Linked DNA regions of Homo sapiens: region 1 is linked to region 2. A link is a loop called in an ENCODE intact Hi-C map of the cell type or tissue named here. Cell type or tissue: HepG2. All regions are shown on one strand. Links, peaks and the distances in the headings refer to the core of each region. The heading gives the core; the rest is flanking DNA. Region 1 has its middle 9.8 kb from the start of HSP90AA1. Region 2 holds the start of LOC105370677 (a long non-coding RNA gene).

Region 1 (9,166 bases), core at 696-8,695, 110 kb after region 2:
GAGATGATGGGGGAGTGTTGGAGGGGCCTGGGCAGGCTATGCTGAGGAGTTTGGGCTTGACCCAAAAGTCACAGTGAACCACGGAAGGGGCTGAGCATTGGAGGAACAGTCACACTCAGTGCCTTAGAACGTCACTCTGGCCTCTGGTTAGACACAGTGGGTGGAACATTTGCATTCATCTGTGTTCCTTCTGGAGCCCTGCTAATATGGCAGTGAACATTATATATGTGTGTATCTCATGCAGCCACAGGACAAAAGAATGAGAGAGGAGAAAGCAGCAGGGGAGAGAAGTGAACCAAATTTTGAATGCTGGGAGGAGATGGACAGTTGGTGACTGACCTTCCCTCAAGCATCTCTGGAGCCACAGCCCCCAGCCGGCTGTGTCCAGCACGTGGTAATTTATTGAACAAGAATGGGAGGTACTAAAATACTGACTAGAAGCTTTGTGATTTGTGGGTAAGGATACAGGAATTTCATTAGAGCCCGTCCCGCCATGTCAGAGTTTATACGTCTTTGAAGCTGGTCAGTTTCTTTAGAGAGGAACTTCACAGATGAGGAAATTGAAGTACATGGAAGTCAAGTAGTCTCTCCAAAGTCACATAGAGTGATAGCAGAGCAGGGATTTAAACTCATGGCCAGTAAATAATGAAAATATAGGATTACTAATCAAAGAAATGCAAATTAAAATCAGAGCTGGGCATGGTGGCTCACGCCTGTAATCCCAGCAGTTTGGGAGGCCCAGGCGGGCAGATCACCTGAGGTTGGGAGTTTGAGACCAGCCTGACCAACATGGAGAAACCCTGTCTCTACTAAAAATACAAAATTAGGCGGGCATGATGGTGCATGCCTGTAATCCCAACTACTCGGGATGCTGAGGCAGGAGAACCGCTTGAACCCGGGAGGCGGAGGTTGTGGGGAGCTGAGATCGTGCCATTGCACTCCAGCCTGGGCAACAGGAGTGAAACTCCATCTCAAAAAAAAAAAAAAAAAAACCAGACTGGAAATTTTGTTTTTTTGAGACAGGGTCTCACTCTGTCGCCCAGGCTGCATTGCAGTGGCCCAATAATAGCTGACAGAACCAAGCCCTGAGAGAATTCACTGTGAGCCTGACGCTCCTAACACTGCTATCCTTCCTCAAAAACCACTGGGAGATTTACCAGCTGTTCGGTTTTAAAGAGAAAATTTTTACATAATAATTGTTTTGAATATTTATAGTTCTTTTTTTTTCGAGACAGAGTTTTGCTCTGCTACCCAGGCTGGAGTGCCGTGGCACAATCTCAGCTTACTGCAGCCTCTGCCTCCCTGGGTCAAGCTATCCTCCCTGCTCAGCCTCCCAGTTAGCTGAGACCACAGGCGCATGCCACCACTGCCTGGCTAATTTTTGTATTTTTTGTAAAGATGAGAGTTCCCTATATCACCCAGGCTGGTCTTGAACTCCCGGACTCAAGCTCTCCACCCAACTTGGCCTCCCAAAGTGCTGGAATTACAGACGTGAATCACCATGCCCAGCCTACATTATAATTTTATTTTTGGAATTTTAAAACAGAATTTAGAAGAGATACCACTAATGACAGGAAACCCAGGGTCCCTGTGAGAACGGAGGGACATCAGGAAACCCGCCGCTGGGCAGTAGCACTAACGGGCTGACACTTGGGAAACAGAAGCAAGCATGAAGCGTCCACCTTCTCACTTAGTAAGAACATCAGCCACTGGCCTTCGTAAAGCAGAGTGTTCTTCACCAGCCCTAAACACACGTGTCACATTTAATTAGCTAGCTGTTTTAATGTGGGGAACAAGATTGAATGTTGACTGAAATGCAATGTTAGGGAGTTCTCTCTCCTGCATTTTTTTTCTTTTTGAGACGGAGTTCCGCTCTTGTTGCCCAGGCTGGAGTGAATGGTGCGCTCTCGGCTCACCACAACCTCTGCCTCCCAGATCCAAGTGATTCTCCTGCCTCAGCCTCCCAAGTAGCTGGGATTACAGGCATGCGCCACCGCACCTGGCTAATTTTGTGTTTTTAGTAGAGATGGGGTTTCTCCATGTTGGTCAGGCTGCTCTCGAACTCTTGACCTCAGGTGATCTGCATGCCTCGGCCTCCCAAAGTGCTGGGATTACAGGCTTGAGCCACCGTGCCCAGCCTCTCCTGCATTTTTAAGTGAAATACAAAATTGTTGAAAAGGTTTTCAATTTATAAGCAGCATGCTGTATGCTTTGGAGTGCTGCTTGGAATAATACATTATGAAGTAGCTTAGAAATTTTTTTAGTTGGCTATTATATATCCCTTAGCCACTCGAAGTATGAACTTAGCATTATGATTTGCCACAACTTATTAATTGGGACTGGGACACATCAGTTTATAAAACATTTGCATAATGCTTGCTTGCTCTAACTTTGGAGAAGGTACAGGGTGTTTGCAATGTGTGGAGGTTTCAGCTCATTCTTGCTCAGCTCTACTTAATAATCCACTTCTACCCTAGCTTTTCTGTCCTCTAGTGAAAGAGTTTAGAACTACATTAAGATAGAAATGGCACCTGGTCCAACTGTCCCATCCCTACTCCTCATTTTACAGACAACAAAACTGAAGCTTGGCCAGGTGCAGCGGCTCAAGGACTGTATCACTTGAACCCCGGAGGCGGAGGTTACAGTGAGCCAAGATCGTGCCATTGCACTCCAGCCTGGGCGACAGAGCACTTTGGGGGACCAAGGCAGGCAGATCATGAAGTCAGGAGATCGAGACCATCCTGGCTAACATGGTGAAACCCTGTCTCTACTAAAAATATAAAAATTAGCGGGGTGTGGTGGCACATGACTGTAATCCCAGCTACTCAGGAGGCGGAGGCAGGAGAATCACTTGAACCAGGGAGTCGGAGGTTGTGGTGAGCTGAGATCACACCACTGCACTCCAGCCTGGCAACAGAGATAGACTTTGTCACAAAAAAAAAAAAAAAAAAAAAAAGGCCAGGTGCAGTGGCTTAAGCCTGTAATCCCAGCACTTTGAGAGGCTGAGGCGGGCAGATCACAAGGTCAGGAGTTGGAGACCAACCTGGCCAATATGGTGAAACCCCATTTCTACTAAAAATACAAAAATTAGCCGGGCGTGGTGGCAGACGCCTATAGTCCCAGCTACTCGGGAGGCTGAGGCAGGAGAATCGCTTGAACCCGGGAGGCGGAGGTTGTAGTGAGCCGAGATCAGGCCACTGCACTCCAGCTTGGGAGACAGAGCGAGACTCTGTCTCAAAAAAACAAAAAAAAAGAAAAAGAAAAACAAACCCGAGGCTTAAAGAGAAGAGACTTGCCCCCAGGTCAGTCAAGGAGGAATAAAGAAGCCAACACTCCCTCTCCCTGGAGGTGGCAGGGAGGGAAGGCATCCGGAAGGGATAATGTTGACCTGTCTCCTAAAGGAGTGGCCATTTTCCAGGGAAGAGGAACAGCATGAGAGCAGAGGTGTGAACTAGCCGGGTGCTGGGGTGGGAGGGCCTTTTATTGCAGGGTTTGGAGATGAGGGCAGAAGCTGACAGGACCAGGTTATAGAGGACCGGTAGGCCCAGCCCAAGAGTCTATAAGGAAGTCTGCACTGAAACTCACAACCCATTCGTGACAAGGTGGCCTGATCAGGGTACCCACTACCTGGTCAATTGGCCACATAGGCAATTCCTGACAGCCAGGTGATCCCTGGCTAGTGTAGACAAAGGAACTATCAGCTCCCCTACCAGGCAGGAACATCACATCTGCTCATTCCTCCTCTAGTTTCAGTTTTAACCCACCCCACCTCGAGGGGTATCTGAGGATAAACAAGCCCTCTGGGCACTGGACGGACCAGCTAGGCCTGTTCTTCCACTGGCTGAACCAGAGGTTGCCCTTGGGGGGACTCAAAGGCCTCTGCTCTTGCATTGGCCAAGACCAGAACAGGAGCAGCAGTGGAGGGGAGAGCCAGCCTGCACCCACCCCCACTTTGTACCCACCACCCTATAGTCGTAAGGGAGATCCTGGGAGGTTTTGGGGAGGAGCAGGGAGGGCTGTCCACAATCCACAATCCCTGGCTCTCTCTACCTTAAGACTCAGCTTGCTTCAAATTTTCCTTTTTTTTTTTTTTAACCCTCCATTCTTTCTTCTTTAAAAAAAATTGCTTTTGCTGGGCGCGGTGGCTCATACCTGTAATCCCAGCACTTTGGGAGGCCAAGGGGGGCGGTTTATCTGAGGTCAGGAGTTTGAGACCAGCCTGGCCAACATGGAGAAACCCCGTCTCTACTAAAAATACAAAATTAGCAAGGTGTGGTAGTGGGCGCCTATAATCCCAGCTATTCGGGAGGCTGAGGCAGAGAATCACTTGAACCCAGGAGGTGGAGGTTGCAGTGAGCTGAGATCACTCCACTGCACTCCAGCCTGGGCGACAGAGCGAGACTGTGTCTCAAGAAAAAAAAAAATTGCTTTCTTCTCTTACACAGTTTCATTCCCACTCCATGAAAGGCTAGAAGCTTTGCCATGAACTTTTCAGGGTGAAACATTAATGATGGTGATCTATACTGGAGGTCACATAATTCTCACTTTCCTGATTCTCCCATACACAGGGAATAACGAAAAAATGAAATTCCTAAACTTCAAAGACATTTCCAACTGGAGGCCCCATATACAACCAATTAGCTGGCCAGTGGGTGGCGCCAAAGGTTTATCACGGCCTTTGGGCGAAGGGTTCCCATTTGGTCCCGCTGGAAAGCAATTCAGTTATCCATTCAGCACACATAGATGGCTGTGTGCCATGTGCTGCGTCTTGAGACGAGAAAGACAGAGTCTAATTTCAATTCACACCAGGGACTAAGAGCTGTGGAGGAGGCATCCAGAGTGAATTTGGCCAGAGCAGGTGATTTCCAAGCCAAGCTTGGCAGACACGTATTTGCCTGGAGAAGGGCATCGCAAGAGGTTCCAGGTGCATTTGGAGAACAACCCAGCATGAAGAGATGATCGGGGGCAGACCGTAGACCCTTGGGCTGCTGCAGTAATCAGAGTGAATGAAAAGGAATGCTGTAATGTTGAATCTGAGGGGCCCTGAGTGCACTTAGCAGGATCTGCTGCCCCTGGAGGCTGGAGGGAGGGGCGAGAGAATGGAGCTGCTGTGAGCTCGGAGGAGGTGAGGCTGGAACAAAACCAGAAAACAATGCAGCCACATATTCTTGGTGCACACCCCACCCCTACCTCCCTTTTCTCCGTATCTATTTCTCTGCCATGTTCTTAAATTACCAGGTCCCCTGGTCAGGTCTGACCATGGTGCCCCATTAGGCTGCCTTGGGGAACTCAGGTGGGTTGTGGGCAGGGCTGGAGGTGCCTTGGTGACATGTGGGTGCCCAGCATTCCAGGTCTGAGAGCACCAAGATCAGGCATGGAGATGGGCACAGGAGGGGGCCTCCCAAGGAAGGTGTGTGTTGCAGGCAGAGGTGGGGTCAGCCAGGCCCTGGGATTTGAATACCAAGAGAGGGACTACAGGCTCAGTGTCCTGGGAGCCCAGGGGTTTTCTGCACTGGGAAGTGGGCAGATGAAAACGGGAATGTAGAATAGATAAACCCAGCAAGACCCAGCTGGAAGTGGAAATGGTGTGGGGCCCTGAGGGCCTGGATCAGGGCAGGACCCTAAGCACAGAGAGAAAGAACGTTTTAAAGGAAAAATCCACCAGACTTGTCAGCTGTCAGAATGTGGGGGCTGAAGGCAAGAGATGAGTCAAAGATGACTCAGAAGATTTGAAGGTGAGTTCAAGGGAAAATGGCAGTACTTTGGGGAAGGAGTTCAAATTCGTGTCCAGGACCCCTGGTTCTGCTAGGAGACAGGAGCATGCCCAAAGGCATCCCACTTGTTTGTATGTTTCTGGCCTGTCCCTCCCCGACTAGAACAGAAGTTCCTGAGGGAGCTGCCTCTGCTCTGTCAGTTCTTTGTGCTTTACTCAGAGGGGCTCACGCACATCTGTCCCCTGCCTGACTCAGAGCAGATGCCAGGGGATGCAGACTGAGGCTTCCGCAGGAGGGAGGCTAGGGAGGCCTGCAGGTGAGGGGTGATAGGGAAGAAAGAGTCCCGCCACCCCTCTCCCACAGGTGCTCCCACACCCAAGCACCCCCAGGACTGGACCCTCTCACAGGCACAGCCTCCTGTCCCCCAGGCCTCTCTTCCTCTGAGATCCCAGGCTTTCTGGCCCTACTGAGACTGCCATCCTGGGAACCGTCTTTGTGCCCATCCATGCCTGTCCCATTGCCTTCCTTCTCAATACATCCCTTCTACCACATTCCTGCTCATGTTCCCAGCATCCTGTTCATTGGAGGCCCATCCACGTGGATGCGCAGCAGACACTGTGGTCCAACAAAGGTGACACTGAACCATTGGCAAGGGTCACCTGCCATCATCTGCCTGAGCCCTATGTTCCCCTGGTGAACACAGCCTCACCCACCCGGGAGCCTCTGGGGCTCCTGTGCTTCACCCTGTTAACTCGCTCCCCTGACCTCTCCCAAGTTTGCCCCTGCTACACCCACCAACTCTTCAGGGACAGGCTCTCCTCAGGTCTCATTGGAAGCGTGCTTCCTACACACCACGGTCAGAGTGGATGCGGGTCAGACTGCAGCTCCTGGGAAGATGCCACAATGCCTCCTATGATCTCCAGGCCACGTTTCCAGTCCCTTGGCCCCTGCCTACCTCTGACTTCAGCTCCAGTGGCCAACCCCTGCCCCAAGAGGGGCTCCGTGTCCCCCTACCCACTGCACTGAAGGAATTTTCCAGCCTCCATTTTCTTTTTAATTCTTGCCTTCTCACTGTTCCCTGGCTAACTCCTAGTATTCCTTCTATATTTCACCGCAGACCCTCAGGGCTCTTGCAAACTCTGTTCCCTCCCTCTCCTGCATGCCCTTCCCCACACTCCCTCCCCACAGCCAGCACCTGCCCTCCTCAGTGCATGGGGTGCCCCTCACCATCCTAGCACTCTTCAAGAGTTTCTAAGTCCACATATTTAGGTGGTGGGGGCTTTATGCCTGCCTCGACCACAATGGTCAGGACCCAATTTTGCTCCCACTTTGACCCAGGGCCTGGACATGGGCTTTTGGTAAACAGATATGAACAGAATGGTGAACAGACAAATAATGAACAGTAAGGCTCCATTTCTGGCTTATCAATGTGGCCAGACATTTTTTTTCAGCCGCACTCAGTGCTGCCAACAGTGGGAGGGGAGGGGAACGAGTTTGCCGGCTTCCCGGCGGCAGCATGTGGTGAATTCAAGAAGTGACCAACCCCAAGCCGGCCTTTGAAGGATGGGTTGAAACTTGCTTGGTGAAGTTTTGGTACTGAAGCATCCCGATTTTATAGTTACTCAATGGAAAAACTGGGTTGCTCCGTGGAAATCCACTTTAGGGTCGACTCTGAAACATCAATGGCCAGCACCCGCTCCCGGGTCCTCCCACCTTCCTTCTTTTTTCTTTTTTGAAAAAAGAAAAAAGACTCAGGCTGGAGTGCCGTGGCACAATCTTGGCTCACTGCAACCTCCTCCCCTCAGGTTCAAGTGATTCTCCTGCCTCAGCCTCCTGAGTAGCTGGGATTACAGGTGCATGCCACCATGCCTGGCTAATTCTTTGTATTTTTAGTAGAGCTGGGGTTTCACCACGTTGGCCAGGCTGGTCTCTAACTCCTGACCTCAGGTGATCCACTCGCCTCGGCCTCCCAAAATGCTGGGAGTAAAGGCATCAGCTACCTCGCCTGGCCCTTTCACATCCCTTCTATGGTCACACCTATTGTAGAGAGATTTAGACCAAAGCACAGAGAGGCTGAGAAGCTTGCTCACAGTCACACAGCCAGCGAGTGGCAGGACCAGAATTCACAATCTGGCTCCAGACCCGTGCTTTAACTGATGCCATCTTTCTCGGAAACTGTGTCTCCAAGAAATGACAGAATTTTTTTTTTTTTTTTTTTGAGACGGAGTCTTGCTCTGTCACCAGGCTGGAGTGCAGTGGTGTGCTCTCGGGTTTAAGCGGTTCTCTTGCCTCAGCCTCCCGAGTAGCTGGGATTACAGGCATATGCCACCACGCCCAGCTAATTTTTGTATTTTTAGTAGAGACAGCGTTTCACCATGTTGGCCAGGATGGTCTCAATCTCTTGACCTTGTGATCCGCCCGCCTTGGCCTCCGAAAGTGCTGGGATTACAGGCGTGAGCCACTGCACCCGGCCTTTTTTTTTTTAAATATATATATATATATTTTTTAATTTACTTTTCCCACACTACACTGATTTACAATTTTTCTTTCCTAAGTATGAACCACTTAATTTTCCTATATAACTATAGGTTGATCCTGAACATTTCTTCAACTTTCTACAAGGTTTGCTAAACATTGATTATTTAAAAACAGCTGTTGGCTGGGCGCGGTGGTTCACGCCCGTAACCCCAGCATTTTGGGAGGCCGAGGCAGGCGGATCACGTGAGGCCAGGAGTTCAAGACCAGCTTGGGCAACTTGGTGAAACCATGTCTCTATTAAAAAGCAAAAATTAGCTGGGCATGGTGGCGCACGTGTCCCAGCTACTTAGGTGGCTGAAGCATGAGAGTTACTTGAACTGAGGAGGCAGAGGCTGCAGTGAGCCGAGATTTTGCCACTGCACTCCAGCCTGAGTGACAGACCCTGTCTCAAAAAAATAAAAACAACAATAAACTGCACATGTTTAAAGTACAATTTGATGTATTTCAACATATGTATATACCTAGGAAACCATCACTACAATCAAAATAATGAAGATTCATCATCCAAAAGTTTCCTCAGGTCCCTGTGATCCTTCCCTCCTGCCCCTGTCTGCCCCACCTCCTACAGGCAACCAGTGATCTGCTTTTTGTCACTATAGATTAGTTTGCATTTTCTAAAATTTTATATAAATGACTGACTGGCATCTTTCTCAGCATAATTATTTTTCAAAAAGAACATTTAAACAAAATAGACCATATTCTGGGCCATTAAACAAGGCCCAATAAATTTAAAAGGATTTAAATCATGCAAAGTATGTTCTCTGACCACAATGGAATTAAATATTAGAAATCAATAATAGCATGGTGGCTCACTCCTGTAATCCCAGGATTTTGCGACACCGAGGCAGGCACATCACTTGAGGCCAGGAGTTTGAGACCAGCCTGGTGAACATGGTGAAAGCCCATCTCTACTA
Region 2 (9,166 bases), core at 354-8,353:
AGGGACCAGCTCGCCCCCTTGCCGGGTGGGAGCGGGATTCTCCAGCCACGCAGCGTGCACCTGACTTTCGTCTGAGCCTTTCATCTCTGTGGTTTGGTACACGCTGGAACAGTGATGCTGACTGAGTATTTAACAGCCTCTTCTTGCCAAATGCTGTGTTTTATTCCACAGATTAGGTTAGAAAAGATATTCTTGCTCATAATAACGTTTAGGCTGAAAGACTGAAAAATTTCAATGAGGAAGCTCAAAGTTTGGCGAGAAAACTACAAATATTTTCCCCAAATTTCTCCTAGGGTTAGCAGCACGCATTGCACCTTACACACCTGATATCAGGAACCACCGCGGCCACCCCTCCCCAGGCCCTCCCCAGGTCTGCGGGAGCCATTACTCAGAAGCACAGCCGAGGAGAAGGGCGCTTCCCTGCCCCTCTCTCCAGTGCCCTCTTCTCAAGCTGTTGGGCACTTTTAGTTCTGGTCTTGGAGAACACCTTGCATCCTGTCCTCCTGCCTGCAGAAGTGCTCTGCCGGCTGTCAAAGAAAGGGGCAGCAGTCAGAGGGGCAGAGTGGACACAGAGTGGTGTCGCCCTGCAGGGCCTGGGCCAGCCTGGGCTGAGCCAGGGGTCAGGACATGCAGTCAAAGGCAGCCCCTCCCCAGGCTGGCACAGTGCTCTCCACTGGGCCCTGAACCCAGCAAGAGGGGCCTTGGGGAGGGCACGTAGACACAACGAAGGGGCCCCAGACAAGGTACCAGACAGACATTAAGGACAGTACACTCCTTGGCAAAAACTGGAAGAAAAAGATTGTTATCAAGCCTCAAATCCAAAACTGACAATATCATAGTGTTTAAAACTGGAGGTGGGGGGAGAAAGACACACACAGGCCTCCATACTAGACAGCACACTTCGGAGTTGTTTTCAAAGGAAACATAACCTCCTCCTCTTGCCTCTCCCACCCCTGGTTCCTATCAGCAAATGACTCCTAAGTCACCTGTCAGTGTACCCCTGCAATCCCTCTTTCATCCCAGCCACTGCGACTGAGAATTTTAAAGAAGGGGGAGAAATCAGAGAGTCCCCAGTCGGTCACGTTGGTTACTCGGGCACACACCCCCACGGCTTCCCTGTCCAGGGCAACACCTTCAGAACTGCAAGGTCGCCAGAAATGTCACCATAAATGCTACTTACTTGGGATCGGCCACTCTCTATTTAGGCCAAATACTAAGTCCTGAATTTTGAAACTGCATACTCAATGCCTCAGAAGCATTTGAAACTGAACGTTTACAACTATGTAGGTGCAAAAGTTGCACATGGAGCGTTCATCACTAATCTCTCCACATGACCCAATTTGGCCTCCAAAGCGGAAACTGTCCACAAGGATGGCTGTCATGGCTACCTTAGATCAGTTCACCTTTAGGAACAAAGGCCCGTATTCCACAGGTAGAGAGGACACGAATACTCCTAGGAGCAGTGCTCAGGGATGTGAAAGGCACAGCCAGGAGAGATGCACCTGAAGGCTGCTGTGGTTCCCAGGTGGCAGCACGCGGCCATGCCATCACACTCAACAGAAACCACTGCGTTAAGGCCCACGATGGGCACAGGGTGGATGGCGCCACCGTGACATGTTTGCAGATGGGAAGCAGGCCTGGGAACCTGGCCCGGCTTTCCTGGGAGGGCTGCGTTAAGAGCACAGGGAGCTGCTGCTTCAGCTACCAGGGTCTTTACACTGCAGAGAAAGAAAAGCCACCAGGTCTTCACTTTGCTGAATCATATTCACTACGCAAACTGGTCTAAGTGATCGTTGTCTCTATATTTAATTACAAAGGTGTACAACCTAAATGCCCAAAATGAGTTAACAAGTAAGATAACCACCATCTTGACATGGAATACATAGTTCAAGGGGCCATCTCACCCACTGGGAAAACCAGAATTTGAAAAGCAGCTCCTGGTGCAGCAGTAGAGAGTGAGGGTGAAAGACTGCGGTCTCCGGGGGAGCAGCAGAGCCTCCCACTGCCGAGGAAGCCACAGGCCACCAGGTCCTGGGCTGAGGCGCTAGGGTGGGAGCCACTGAGGACGAAGCCTACGCACATGGCCAGCGTCAGCATCCCAAGAGTAATCCCGGAACCACAGCTGCCATCCAAGAACAAGGAGAGGGGAAACCTGCACTTCCGCTTCCTCTGCGGGGGACGAAGCCCAAACGAGGGCCATGTCAGGGAGAAGTCGGAAGACTCGGGGAGTCTCAGGCTTTACGAAACAAAGCGCGGAGGAGTCACGTGCCTTTCTGACCCAATCCCCCTCCCCCACCGCACCTCCCCGCCCCCGGCAAAAAACCAAAAAACTCCTTTTCCCTTGTTGGGAAAACACACAAGCAAAGTGCATCTGAAGAAAAGGTCTTCGCTTATGTGGCAAGAGGCACTTCTGCAATGCTGTTGGCGTCCTCGGCCCGCAGTTCCCACGAACTGTCAGGCTCTGAGTGAGGTACGGGTATCTTAGTACACAGAACCTCAATCAAAGTGCTACAAACTGCTTCTTTGAAAAAAGATGTTTATTAAACAACTTTAATTGTCATAAAATGACTAAAATGGGTTTTAAAAATTAAGGCTCTTCTCTTTCTGTGGATTGCCAGAACAATGTAAAAATAATATCAATCAACCCTGCTAAACGTTTTGTTCCTAAAGTTAAATTTCATAGATTCCTAAACATTTTATGATTAAGATAAAAAATTGGACTATAAATGACAATTCATGGCCATCTGTGCTGAACACACATTGATCAGGTGTACAATATTCTAATTGAGTAGTTAAGCAAAAAATATTCCAGTTAAAGCATAAATTTTAATTTCAGCATTTTAAAGTCATTGTTTCCCCACATGGTCATGATTTTCCTAAAATTGAAATAGTCTAATACAGGAGCGCTAACCTTGGGACTCTATATACTCCCAGGAGGATGACTGACTTGGCTGGCAATTAGTTTGATTATATTTTTTTAAATGCTCTAAGGTAAATTATCAAATGATTCAGAATTACATGGCATGCAGTATCCAAAATTATGGCTCTGATGCATTGAGATTTACATTAAGAATAAGAAGTGTCATTCACATTCATTGTACACCCCACCCCTCCCACGAAAAAGAAAAAAGTCACTACCTATTCAAGTTCTAGATCTGGTGCAGCATTAAGGATTAAAACTTACCACTTTACCAGGCCTTCCCCATGTGCAAATAAATCCCTCCTGACAAGCAGTGACTATACAGTCTTCAAGAAATATTAGTACAGTCAGTCTCTCATGTGCTATCTTTTTACATATCAGCGGCTCTAACAAGGGAACATCTTCCATTCGAGGACACAGGGGCGTTCCCAGAGTTTTAGCAGGGTCCGTTTTGGTTTTGGTAACTAGATTCAGTTTGTCACTGCTCTTGCTAGAAATGTGTCCCATGCTATGATTTCGCTTGTGATCTTTCTCGTGGTGCCTCTCCTTCCGGTCATGTAGTGAAAGTGTTGCAAATTTGCTGACCCCAGAAGCAATGGCCCCGTCCATGACACTGCTTTTGCTGCCAGCATTTGAGACTGCTGAATGTGGAAGGCTGTTGGACCGTGGCAGAGGAGGCGGCACAGAGTTCCCGGGTGTTGTAACACTGTTCCCATTGCTTCCAGCAGGAGGACTCGTGGCATTCATGACATTTGTGTGTGTCCTTGCTCTTGAGAGGGGTTGGTGAGGGAAAAGGATATCTTCTGTAAGGTCCCATAAACAGAGCTGTGTGTCCTGGCCCACGGAACCAAACCGATACGTGACACTTACGGGGCGGCTGTCTGTAGAGTTCCGTTTGGAGAGCCTGGACTGTGTACTATTTGCTCGATCTCTGCCAAAATGAAGAAGGTCTTGGAAGTCCTCATCGCTGCCACTAAACTCCATAGGGTCACCTTCTTCTACACTAGTGGTATAAGGGTCAAACGCTACAACACTGACCCAGGACTTGTGCCCGTGGCCTCTGGCTATTACTCGGCAGTCTACAAAGGACCAGACTGTCACCAAGTCGTCCTCCCCACCTGTCACGATGTACTTGCCATCCGGGCTCCAGCACACACACAGCAAGCCCCCAAAGTAGCTTTTCATCGTACCGTGCAGCTCCACTGAGTCAAAGTTGAACACCCGCAGAAACCCGTCCTGGCTCACGCACGCTAAGAACTTGCCATCTGGGGAGAAAGCAAACTCGTTGAGGGCCCCCTCGCCCACCGTCCACTTAAGGAGAGGGTTCCTCGTGGATTTGCTCTTGCAAGTGTGCACGGCAAAGCTCTCTCCCTGCTTCAGAAGCTGGTAGTGGGGGGCTGTGGTGCCACAAGTGTGCTCCACATTATATAAGTACATGTTCCCACTCGAGTGGGCTACTAGGAAAAGGCTTTCCGAACCGGGAACCCATTTGACACAGGTAACTCGTGACTTGTCTATTAGTCTCTGTGAAGACAAAGGAGAACAAGTTAGCACAACGGAGAAGTCTCAAAGGTCTACTTTTCCAGCAAGAAAACTTGTGTGCTTCTCGATGGGAAGGGGCAAGTCTATCCAGGCCCTCCACATTTTATCCTGCAGTCAGCCAAGCCAGCAAGGAGCGTTTTGGCCCTTTTGGGGTAATTTAGAATTACTTTCTAAAATCGGTGTTAGGCTGCTGGCTTTCACGGAGGGAGTCAGGCAGCCAACAGATATTTGCAGAGGGGCCACTAAGTGCCAGACACGATGCCAGGCACAGGGTTCACTGCGGAGGGAACAGCCCTGCTGGGATCTTTCTTCCTTGACAGTAGGTGCATCTGAATCTGGGGGTCACTGCATCTGCATGTGGTATCCCCTCTACGAGGACCTGCAGGTGAAGCCTGTGAGTCCTCACAGCCAGGAGGGCTCTGCCTCACCCTCACGGGTTCCTCTGCCTTTACTGTCACTGTAGGTAATGGGCTGGTTCCATCTGCCCCTCTGCTCTGGCGGCTCGAAGGTGGGGAGTGAAATCCACAGTCCATGGCTGGCAGCACACACAACTCCAAAACAGAGCCTGGGCCCACTGAGGCCGCCTCACTCCCATGCACCGCCCCACGTGCATCTCCATAAGCATCTCCTCGAAACCCTCTCTGCTGGTGTTGAGAGAGATACACTGACGATTCATTCGGGAGTGTGTGTCTCATTACCATCACTCTGCTCCATATGCTAACTTTGGACCCCTGACCGAGATGTTTCTTTAACAGGCGTATGTCAGTAGTCTTGCCTTTAAAACCCAAATAACGAAGGGCAAAAATACCTGCCCCACCAAAGGCACAAGTCTCTTTCCCTGCTTGCCAATCAATCCTGTGATGGGGATGCCAGCGCAACACCTTCCACAGGGGCGGTCCCTTTCTGGACCGTCTGAGCGCAAAATCGCATCACCAGAACACATCCAGAAGTCCCAAGACTCCCAAGTTCTACCTAGAAGCTCCTACTGCCAAGTGCTCTCCACTGCACCATCGCCCCAGTAACAGTGTCCCTTTAGGAGCCCAGCAGCCCCAGGTAAGTTGAACACCACCGCTTCACCTAACAGGTGGGGAGTCCCTGACTCAAGTCTCAGAGGGGTACTGGGCACACAGGGGCAGAATCTGCCAAGAAACATGCCGACTTCTGCCAGGGTGGCTTTGAGGCCATGTGCCCGCCATGTGTGCTACATCTTTACAGAGAATTACAGAAATAAGACGACTTGATTTTTAAAAGAACGGCTGGGAAAGAAATTAATGAGCCATGCAAGCTCACTGCATGAACATTAGACCCTAGAAAGTAGGCTGCTAACAAAGGACCCCAGGCAGGAAGAACGGAGGCCTGAACGCCACACAGCATGCGGGCCCAGGGCTGGGGACCATGCATTGGGCAGTTACTCAGCAGCAGGTGTCACTGCTTACTGCCGTAAAACGGCATGGCTGGTCCTCTTAAATTAATAGGCACGTGGCAAGCCAGCCTTGGGGACACAGCCAGTATTTTCATCCCCCACCTCCTCTTTATCCTCCTGCCTGGTGACCTACCTATAAACAGCACCTGACCTGCACTAATGCCAACAACCTAAAACCCAGCGCTGCTCTGGCAGGATTTCCATTAGACCTTCGTGCAATTTTCTCAGCAAGGGGTTACAGAGATAATTTACATGGCCAGAGCAGGGCTTTTTTTTGATGGTGGAGGGAGGTGCAAGGATGATGGGATGGTGAACGGTGGATTAAGAGGCCTCCACTCCCCCATCACAGCTCTGCCAGACCTTGCTGTGCCCACTGGGCCCAGACTACCCCAGCACTCTTGATCCCACAAACACAACTGTACCTGATCGCCCAGGGCCTAAGGGTGTCTGCAGCTCGCTCCATCACTGGCCTTGTCAGGCAGGCCTACACCAGCTAACTCAGGCCTGGGAAGCCAGACTGCTGTCCTGATTTTGGTACAGTGGCTCCCAATTCCTGCACCTTACATTTCACCAGAACCAAATCAAATCCCAGTTTTTCTAGGATCACTTCATTGTTACTCTATTTACCATGTGTGGAGAAATTTCAGGACATAAAAACTTCTAGCAGCACGGTTAGGAGTAAATTTTATTTTGGGCCTTAAAAAACACAACAAAAAACTGCATGAGAACTCAAAAACTAGTATGATCAAGTAAAAACAGTATTGCTTTGCAATAGTGAGGTATGAACAGCATTTATAGCACCATTAAAAATAAATGTTACTGCAATGACAAAACACATTAAAAACCTTCACTCCCGTATTAAGAAGCTGCACTGTGGCCAGGCGCGGCGGCTCACGCCTGTAATCCCAGCACTTTGGGAGGCCGAGGAGGGTGGATCACTTTAGGTCAGGAGTTCGAGACCAGCCTGGCCAACATGGTGAAACCCTGTCTCTACTAAAAATACAAAAATTAGCTGGGCATGGTAGTGCGAACCTGTAATCCCAGCTGCTCTGGAGGCTGAGGCAGGAGAATCACTTGAACCCAGGAGGCGGTGGCTGTGTGCAGTGAGCCAAGATCACGTCATTGCATTCCAGCCTGGGCGACAAAGTCAGACTCCATCTCAAAAGAAACAACAACAAAAAAAAACAGTGCACTGAGACGACCCTAAGTAGACACATGGATGTAACTTACAGATAACATCCTGTGCCAATCTACTTCAATCCCCCTGTGGGGGCCTAATTAAATGTTACTGTGACACACTGGCAATGGTGGACTGAGCACACCAGTTTAAGCAACCGCAGACCAAAAAAAAAAAAAACCGACCTTGGATCCACCTGTATTGTGGTAAGGGTTTCTCACTTGCCTTACCCATTGTTTTTCTCTGTCAATCATGTGCTTGACAGCAGGGAAAACACGTGCTTCTCTGGGGGCGCCCTGTGTCTCAGCAATATCAGGGTGAGTGGCAGGCAGGCAGCAGTGTCTGTGGGCAGCAACAGCAGCGTGCTGGCCCTCACTTCCAATCAGAGTGTCTACTGTGGGTGCTGGCCACTGGTAGAGGCTTACACCCATGCTCTCTAAGCCTCAAAATTACCTTTCAAGATACGCTTTTTGTGTGAATGGGTAATACATTATTAATTCACATAAAAGTATACAGTAGAAAGCCTTACATTCTTCTACTCCATTCCGGATCCTCTGTCCTGAGTCACTGTACTAGTTTCTCATTTCTCTCTCCAGAGTGTCTTTGTGCATGTACAAGGCAAATATGAATACGCATTTATCCACTCTTCTTTTTCATACCAAAGGGAGCATACTATGCACTGTCTCACCTCTGCTTTCTCATTCCATATCTTTTTTTTTTTTTTGAGACAGGGTCTCGCTCCATCACTCAGGTTGGAGTGCAGTGGTGCAATCACGGCTCACTGCAGCCTTGACCTCCCAGGCCGAAGCAATCCTCCCACCTCAGCCTCCTGAGTATAGCTGGTGCTTCAGGTGAGTGTCGCCACACCCAGCTGATTAAAAATTTATATTTTTTGTAAATACAGGGTGTCGCTATGTTGTCCAGGCTGGTCTCAAACTCCTGGCTTCAGGAGCAAAGCAATCCTCCTGCCTTGGCCTCTCGAAGTGCTGGGATTAAAGGCGTGAGCCACCATGCCCAGCCTCCAAGTGTATTTGTACATCAGTCTGTATGGGCACAAAGACAGCATCCTCATTCTTTTCTAAAGCTGCAGAGTATTCAACTGTTTGGATAAACTGTGGTTTATTGTGGAAGTGCCCCACTGATGGACATCTATGTAGCAATGAATGCCCTTGCACACACGCACTTTTCACATGTGTGAGTAATGTACCTACAGGATAAACTCCCAGTGGAGTAACTGAGCCAAAAGATATATACATTTATGATTTTTACAGATGTTACCAAATTGCCTCGCATGGAAAATGGAAAATGCAGTCATGCCTGTCTCCCTACAGGAAGGCAGGGATTGTCGCCATATTATCAGTGAGAAAAGAAGCTTAGAGAGGTCAAGAAACTTGCCTGAAGTCCCATCCATCCATCCAGTATTGAGTGCGTACCATATGCCAGGCACTGATACAATATAAATTAAAACAGGCATCTTTCCCTCATGAAATTTAGGTTCAAGTGGGATGAGAAGACAGTGAAATTTATGTGATCTGATGATGATAAGTGCTGTGGAGAAAAATAAACCAGGGAGAGAAGAGAACGTGCTGGGGAGAAGGGGACTCTAGTGATTTCAATGTTGAATAGGATGGCCAAGAAAGGCCTCTTCCTCTGCTGGTGCTGGACAGCTGAGCAAGACAGAAGGACAGAAAGACAGCAAATATCAGGCTAAGAGGATGTTTGGGGAAGTGTACCCCCACAGAGAACAACTTCAAGGACTCCGAGGCGGAGAGACACAGCCGAACCAGTGCCAGGGGAACAGACGGGCCCATCAGACCCCAAAGCGAGCATGCTGTCTCCCGTTCCACAGACACACATCACCTGGCTCCGACGACCAGCCTGCAGGGCCACTCCCAAGCGTTCTAAGGAACAGGGCACCAGCCTGTCTCAGACCCCAGGCCAGTGTGGGAAGCACAGTCATTTAACTTACATGACTCTGGCTTATTTGGATTGGGTTTGACAAAAGAGGAAGAGAACAGAACACATTTTTCTCCTGTCTTTCAAATTAAGAAAGAAATACCTAGAACATTTAATTAAATAAATACAAGAATAAAAATTATGCAGT

What was found. Hi-C counts contacts between places; a loop is a spot of excess contacts. Peaks named below come from ENCODE experiments on the same cell type or tissue, not always from the same donor. Only the 100,000 strongest peaks of a DNase experiment are listed, where the experiment ranks them.
Region 1: a loop joins it to region 2, with 5 times the contacts of the local background. A loop is called at or near these places in 8 of 110 quality-filtered maps.

The regions. Positions count from the first base shown.
Region 1 is chr14:102,092,250-102,101,415 of GRCh38, reverse strand. It overlaps a transcript of HSP90AA1 not described here. Among named protein-coding and RNA genes, the nearest start is that of HSP90AA1, 9.8 kb to the right of the region's middle. RefSeq lists a silencer at 4,633-4,732. In HepG2, for the core only: CTCF peaks have their summits at 4,650 (motif pointing right) and 5,046; a DNase peak (open chromatin) is centred at 4,675; H3K27me3 peaks cover 2,454 bases.
Region 2 is chr14:102,203,881-102,213,046 of GRCh38, reverse strand. It overlaps WDR20 (WD repeat domain 20), which reads right to left. Exons shown (of 3, transcript NM_144574.4): 3 at 2,520-4,444. The coding sequence ends at 3,167. It overlaps LOC105370677 (a long non-coding RNA gene), which reads left to right and starts at 4,441. Exons shown (of 2, transcript XR_944228.2): 1 at 4,441-7,913; 2 at 8,557-9,166. In HepG2, for the core only: a CTCF peak has its summit at 3,646; a DNase peak (open chromatin) is centred at 3,646.